Regions from separate parts of the Homo sapiens genome. Here region 1 is linked to region 2. Evidence: chromatin contacts called from ENCODE Hi-C or POLR2A ChIA-PET data. All regions are on one chromosome and are shown on one strand. The core of a region is the stretch at or near the end of the contact, and the rest is flanking DNA. Distances in the headings are between cores, read along the strand shown.

What was found. Hi-C counts contacts between places; a loop is a spot of excess contacts on that map. ChIA-PET counts read pairs that join two places held with the same protein, here RNA polymerase II (POLR2A). Pooled maps may share reads with other maps.
Region 1: a map of ascending aorta shows a loop between it and region 2 (2.4-fold over the local background). The contact joins the enhancer-like site here to the promoter of RABGEF1 in region 2. A Hi-C loop is called at or near these places in 50 of 168 maps with a recorded cell type or tissue (B cell, CD14-positive monocyte, CD4-positive, alpha-beta T cell and 33 more), 32 of 37 single-sample maps with no recorded cell type and 44 of 50 pooled maps. POLR2A ChIA-PET finds 5 or more read pairs at or near these places in 26 of 52 experiments (A673, AG04450, BJ and 21 more).

The regions. Positions count from the first base shown.
Region 1 is chr7:66,695,954-66,699,347 of GRCh38, forward strand. It overlaps a transcript of RABGEF1 not described here. Among named protein-coding and RNA genes, the nearest start is that of RABGEF1, 43 kb to the right of the region's middle. RefSeq lists an enhancer at 949-1,450. Within about 2 kb of position 1,583, at least 3 of the 41 ENCODE cell types and tissues checked have a DNase peak (open chromatin) inside an H3K27ac peak, as active enhancers do; they include ascending aorta, dorsolateral prefrontal cortex and tibial artery, where a contact is called at or near this core.
Region 2 is chr7:66,738,966-66,742,349 of GRCh38, forward strand. RABGEF1 (RAB guanine nucleotide exchange factor 1) reads left to right here and starts at 1,768. Exons shown (of 9, transcript NM_014504.3): 1 at 1,768-1,827. RefSeq lists enhancers at 1,382-1,431, 1,445-2,111 and silencers at 1,562-1,831, 1,852-1,991.

The DNA.
Region 1 (3,394 bases), core at 333-2,832, 43 kb before region 2:
AGACTGTCTCAAAAAAAAAAAAATAAAGTGTAGATGACTCTTTGAAGCACCTTGGCTGGGGAGAGACAGAGCTGGGTGGGGCTGGACGTGGGCCTTACAAGGGACTTTAAAATATATATATATTTTTTTCTTGAGTCAGGGTCTCACTGTTGCCCAGGTTGGAGTGCAGTGGCACAATCATAGCTCATTGCAGCCTCAAACTCCTGGGCTCAAGCTATCCTCTCGCTTCTGGCCCCCAAGTAGCTGGGATTACAAGTGCCTAACACCATGCCTGGCTAATTTTTATATTTTTGTAGAGACTGGGTTTTACCATGTTGCCCAGGCTAGTCTCAAACTCTAATCTCAAGCAATCTGCCTGCTTCAGCCTCCCAAAGTGCTGGGATTACAGGTGTGAGTCATCCAGTGTGGCCAAGGGACTTTTAAAACTTTTTAAATGAGAGAAAGTGGACCGTGGGGCTGGGCGTGGTGGCTCACGCCTGTAATCCTAGCACTTTGAGAGGCCAAGGGAGGTGGATCACTCGAGGTCAGGAGTTTGAGACCAGCCTGGCCAACATGGTCAAACCCTGTCTCTACTAAAAATACAAAAATTAGCCAGGCATGATGGCGGGTACCTGAATTCCCAGCTATTTGGGAGGCTGAGGCAGGAGGATCACTTGAACCCAGGAGGTGGAGGTTGCGGTGAGTCCAGGTCATGCCATTGCACTCCAGCCTGGGTGACAGGGCGAGACTCCGTCTCAAAAAAAAAAAAAAAAAAAAAAAGAAAAATGGAGCGTGGTCATGTGCTGAGGGCTGGGAAACACTGGCAGGCATGGGAGAGCAAAAGGAAGTCCCTGGGTGAGGTCCCTGTGTTCAGAGCACATCTGGCCCCCCATCTGGTGGATGGTTTCTGAATAAGCAAGTTATTGGGCACAGATGACAGGAGCAGGCCCAGACATGGTGCAGGTTCCCTTGGTGATGGTGGATGCAGGAAGGGGAAGAACAGCTGGCCATGGGGGATGGGGAGCAAGATACATGGGAGTCTCCATGGTGCAGCCAATGTGCGTGGAGCAGAGAGAGGACTGCAGAAGGAGGCACCCCTGACCCCATGCCCCAGGGGACCCTACTGCTGGGCACAGGTCCATCTTCCCTCTGTGTCAACCAGGAAGCACAGTCATGGTGGTGAGGGTGGAGGGGGTGCAGAGCAGGAGTGAGAGGGGCTGGGAAGAACCTCCGTCCAGAAGGCAAGAGGAGGCCTGGGCTCCAGCCCAGCCCTACCTTGGATTCAATAAGAGACCCAGAGCCGACCTCTCTGCCCCAAGAGCCTCTACTTCCCCACCTGGAGAATGGGGCCTCAGCCTCCATGTGCTGTAGGGGGCTTGCAGCGTGGCGTCTCACAAGTCTTGCATTTCAGGCCTGCAGAACACAGAAAAGTCCATACTTGGGGATTCCAGGATCCTGACATTCTATAACATAATTTCTGTGTTGCCACCAGGGATGGGTCAAACCGACGTCTCTCCCTTCACAGTGGCTCTGTCTGCCCATCCCAGCCGCCAGCTCCCCTCCCTTCCCTTCTCCCTGTCAACTCTGGGCACGGCCAGCCTCGAACACATCCCAAGTGAGCACTTGGCAGGCGGGGACCATGATTCATGCCCTTCCAGCAGGCTTCGTGGCTTGCCTGCCTGCCAGAGTAGGCAGGATATTCTTGGCCTCACCATTCACTGAGGATTAGCAGGGCGGGGGTAGCTGGGGCTGGGGGAGGCGCAGACTGTGTTCTCCGGCCTCAGCGAGGTGGGGGGTGTTCATGTTTGAAGTGGCCGCTAGGCTGGCCAGGGAGGGAACATCACCCCATAAACTGAGGTCACGTCTGGGACTCAGCAGAACTGCGGTGGGGCCATCGGAGGAAGGCTGCCACCTGCTTCATGTCCAGGGAAAAAAGGTCCAGGAGTCCGAGAGCAAGTGAGGCTGCTCACCTCAAACCCCTGATCCTATTTCCCTCCATGAGCCTCTTCCTTATTGGGAAGCCCGGCCCTCTCCATCCCCACTACCTAGGCTGGGCCAGGAGTTTGAAGCCAGCTCCCAAACAGCCAAGGAACAGAGAAGTCAGCAGCCTCCAGCCACTCCCTCCCGCTGCCCACCCCAGCTCCCCAAATTCCCCATCACAGCCACGCACCCCCCCCACCCTCAGACCAGTACTTCAGGATAAACCTGGAGCTCCCAGGATAAGGCTGTGCCTCCCGCATTAGACCATCATTTCAGAGCAAGACTATGTCTCCCTAAAACCAAGTGTCCTGAGCCTCACCAGTGCATGCACAGCAAGGCCAGCGTCCCAGGCTAGGGCCATGCCCCTTAGACCATGGTTCCCAGCCAGAGCTCTACCTCCTCCCTCTGATCAGAACCCCCAGGGCAAGGCCTGTCTCCCCATCAGGGGTGACAAGAGAGGACTGGATCATCAAAGTGGGCAGCCCACGAAAGAGAGTCAGAGGAGAGTGCAAGGTCCCCACCCACCATGGGCTCACCTGGGCCCAGAGGAATCCGTTATTTCTAGGTCAGGCGCAAACAGTTCCTTGGTTTGGAGCAGGAGCCCGGGTCTGGACGATGGGTGAGGGGAGGTGATTTTGGAGCAGGGTCTCTGGGCAGGGAGGGGCCAGGTTTGCTCAGGGCAGAGGCAGCAGTTTAGCCTCTGCTGGTGGCAGCTCTCCCCACTCCCTGCAAGGCTGCGGTGATCCCCTGTGAAAATGCATTGTCCCCCTCCTCCAGGGCTCCAAGGTGCTGTCCCCAAGCAGTCATCACCCCAGACCTGGGTCTCTGAGTCTCAGTGTGGGTGGGTCTGACTCTGCCACCCAGGGCTCCAGCTTTGTGTCAGACCCACGGGAGTTTCACTCCTGACTCCACCCTGGTACTCCTCCACCTTTCTAACCTCGGTTTTCCTCATCTGGAAAATGGGGACAGGGACACCTACAGCAGGGGGTTCCATGGTGTGCTCTTTCCCCTTGGCTGGTCACAAGTAACTCCGGTGACTGCAGGGCCAAGGTGCAGGAAGCAACAAAGCTGAGTCCAGCCCGTCCTTCAGTCCCACATGCAGCGCTGGGACCTCTGGGAAGTCACTGAGACAGAGCCGCATGGAGGAGCGGGGAGATATCTGGCTGGCCTTGGGAGGGTTGGCCTTGGTAACCTGTGGGGAGGCGAATTCCAGGCCCCTCTGGGTTTCCTCGTGGGTCCATTCTCTCCCCCGAGCTCTGGCTTGAGCACCTGGCTAGAGCCCCTCTCCAGGGAGAGCTAGGGACCCATGTCCAGCCCAGGAGGAATGGGGGGCACGGGGCATACATTCTTCTTTTTCTGCCTCATTCTCTGTTCCCCTAGACCGGGAGACAAAGGACTGGATTTGAATCCTGTCTTTGCCTTTCACCAGATATAA
Region 2 (3,384 bases), core at 518-3,017:
TTTTGAGGAGGAGTTTCACTCGTTGCCCAAGCTGGAGTGCAATGGCGCAATCTCAGCTCACTGCAACCTCCGCTTCCCGGGCTCAAGTGATTCTCCTGCCTCAGCCTCCCAAGTTGCTGGGATTGCAGGCATGTGCCACCATGCCTGGCTAATTTTGTATTTTTAGTAGAGACAGGGTTTCTCCATGTTGGTCAGGCTGGTCTTGAACTCCCGACCTCAGGTGATCTGCCCGCCTCGGCTTCCCAAAGTGCTAGGATTACAGGCGTGAGCCACTGCGCCTGGCCTTACTTTTGTTTTATACTCTGTTGTACCCTCAGCGTAGCACACATTAGGCACTTAGGAAGAATCTGAGAAACGAATCAGTTAATCCCTACTTTACCAATAATGAATAAAGACTGAGAAACTCGGGCCGGGCGCAGTAGCTCACACCTATAATCCTAGCACTTTGGGAAGCCAAGGTGGGCGGATCACTTGAGGTCAGGATTCAAAACCAGCCTGGCCAACATGGTGAAACCCTGTCTCGACTAAAAATACAAAAAAAAAAATATGAGCTGGGCGTGGTGGCGGGTGCCTGTAATTCCAGCTACTTGGGTGGCTGAGGTGGGAGAATCGCTTGAACCTAGGAGGCGGAGGTTGCAGTAAGCCGAGATCGCACGACTGAACTCCAGTGTGGGCGACAGAGTGAGAGTCTCAAAAAAAAAAAAAAAAAAAAAAAAAATAGACTGAAAAATTACGCAACCTGTCCAAGAACACTACAGCGACAATTAGCAAAGCTGGGATTTTAACCCAGGTCTATCTCACAGCCACAGCATAGTATTTTCTTTTTTTTCTTGCTGTGACTGCACGTTACGCCATACATGGCATTCAGGACGCAGAGGAATTAGTATTTACTGTTTTTAACATTCCTTACATGGGAATCACGTAAAGAATCAGGTAAACAGGATTCAATTTGTGACTCAACCATTAATACTTTGTGACACTGGCTAATTTATTTCACTTCTGGATGTCGGTTATGTTTTTTTTGAGACAGGATCTCGCTCTGCTGTCACCCGGCCTGGAGTTCAGTGGAGGGATCTCTGCACCGTCAACTTCCTGGGCTATCAAGCGATCCTCCCACCTCAGCCTCCCTGGTAGTTGGGACCACAGGTGCCCGCCATCATGTCCGGCTGATTTGTAAAATTTCTTTTGTAGAGATGGTGACCTTGCTCTGTGGCCCAGGCTGGTCTCGAACTCCTGGACTCAAGCGATCCTCCTGCCTGGGCCTCCTAAAGATTCAGCTGCTTTTGGATCAACCGATCGCCTTAAGACCTTTTAACTCGAACACCTGTCACATCCTAGGATCCGCGAAGGACTGAAACAGAGTTTCTGAAGCGTCCCTCGGCGCAGTAGCTCCGCTCCACCTCCCATTCGCGCTACCACCGCGGCCGCAGCCCCAGGAGTCGCCGCGGAGCCAGCGTCGCCCTCCAGCTGTTGCGCGTCGGAAGCCGGAAGCAGGGACTGAGCGACAGACTAGGAAACGCCGGTTTCTCCGGGGCTCCCCAGCGCCCCACCTTTACCCCGGAGGCCGCCCTCTTCCATTTGCTCTTGGGCGTCAGGGCGGTACCCCACTCCGCTCGACCCTTTGGATCCACTCGCACTTCCTCCCGTCCAGAGTCAAAGGCCCCGGAAGTGACGTTTACGCGCCGCGCGTAACGTGCGTTCGCTGGCGGTGCCGGGGGCGGGGCGAGCAGGAGGGTGGGTGTGAGGCGGGAGCTGGCCGCGGAGCCCAGACCTACCCGGGCGAAGCGGGCGAGCGGTGGTTTGGACGCCGGCGGAGACGCGGGCGAGGTACGGAGCGGACGGACTGGGGCTGAGAGCTGCTCGGCTCTCAGCTACAGGAGCGGGGCGGCGGGGCGTCTCGGGCTGGGGGTGGCAGGGCGGTCGGTCCGTGCCATCCGCGCGGCTGGGGCAGTTGCGCGTCGGTGCCTCCCGCTGTCCTTCGTCCCACATTCCGTCTCCGTCAGCGCCGCCTTCCCCGTTCCAGGCCGCCCTCGGCTCCCTTAATCCTCAGAGTGCGGCCTCTCCGTCCCAGACGCTAGTTGCCGGGATCTCCAGCGCCAGCCGAGCCCCGACGGCCTGACGCGGAGCATTTCCTGGCCGCCTCCCTCTCCGGCGGCTCCCCTCGCCCCGGCTCCCACCTTCCGTCCAGGCCGCTGGCTCCGAAGCAGCGTCTGTGGTCGCACGGGGCCCCTCCCACAACCTCCCCGGAAAGCGCTGGTATGGGACGCTCGGACCCAGACCACAGCCCCCGGCCGCGGCAGGGGCGCGGGGACTTGATCCCACGTCACCCTAGGGGGCAGAAGTGTCCCGGAGTTGGGAGGGGATTTGAAGCCTGTGGTCCTGACTTCCACCCCGTGGCTGAGGGCGAGGCTGCGGGGCCGGGGTTAGGAGCAGAAGTCCCTGCTTCCGAACCGTCTGGGAGGAGAGCCGAGGGATGCCCATCACGGCAGTTTAGGGAGAGAGAGGGAGGGACTCTGCCGCTTTGGAGGCTAGGTCATAGGCAGCTGGCGGTGTCTCAGCGCGGGTGACCAATCCTTGCGGTTGGGAAATGTGTCGTGGGCGCCCGTGGGCTCGTTTTGCCTTTGAGATTAGGTAGGAAATTTTCCCAGGACGAGTTTACCGGAGCACCTTGGGAGTTGGTTTTTGGCCTGGAGAGCTGCTTTCCCCCCTCTAAACCTAGAACTGCTTTGTTTTTATTTATTATTTTTTTCGACATGGGATCTCACAGTGTTGCCCAGGCAGGTGTGAAACTCCTGGCCTTAAGTGATCCTCCCGCCTCGGCCTCCCAGAGTGTTGGGATTATAGGCGTGAGCCATTGCGCGGCTTTAACTGCTGTTAAAGAGTGTGTTCCGGCCGGGTGCGGTGGCTCACGTCTGTAATCCCAGCATTTGGAAGGCCAAGGCAGGCGGATCATGACGTCAGGAGCTTGAGACCATCCTCCCTAACACGGTGAAACCCCGTCTCTACTACAAATAAAAAAAAAAAAGAAAAAGAAAATTTGCCGGGCATCGTGGCGGGCACCTGTAGTCCCAGCTACTCTGGAGGCTGAGGCAGGAGAATGGCATGAACCCGGGAGGCGGAGGTTGCAGTGAGCCGAAATCGTGCCACTGCACTCCAGCCTGGGCGACAGAGCTAGACTCTATCTCAAAAAAAAAACTAAGAGTCTGTTCCTTAAAATTGTTGTACCAAGAAACTTGCCAGAGATGCAAGAAAATGTGATTATATTGTTAATATTTAATGATAAATAACATTTTGCTTTTAAGAGTCACTGATTCATATCCGCAGGATTAAGAAATGTTCAGGATTTGAATTTTTAATGACCTTCCAAGCAGTCATGTTTCTGCT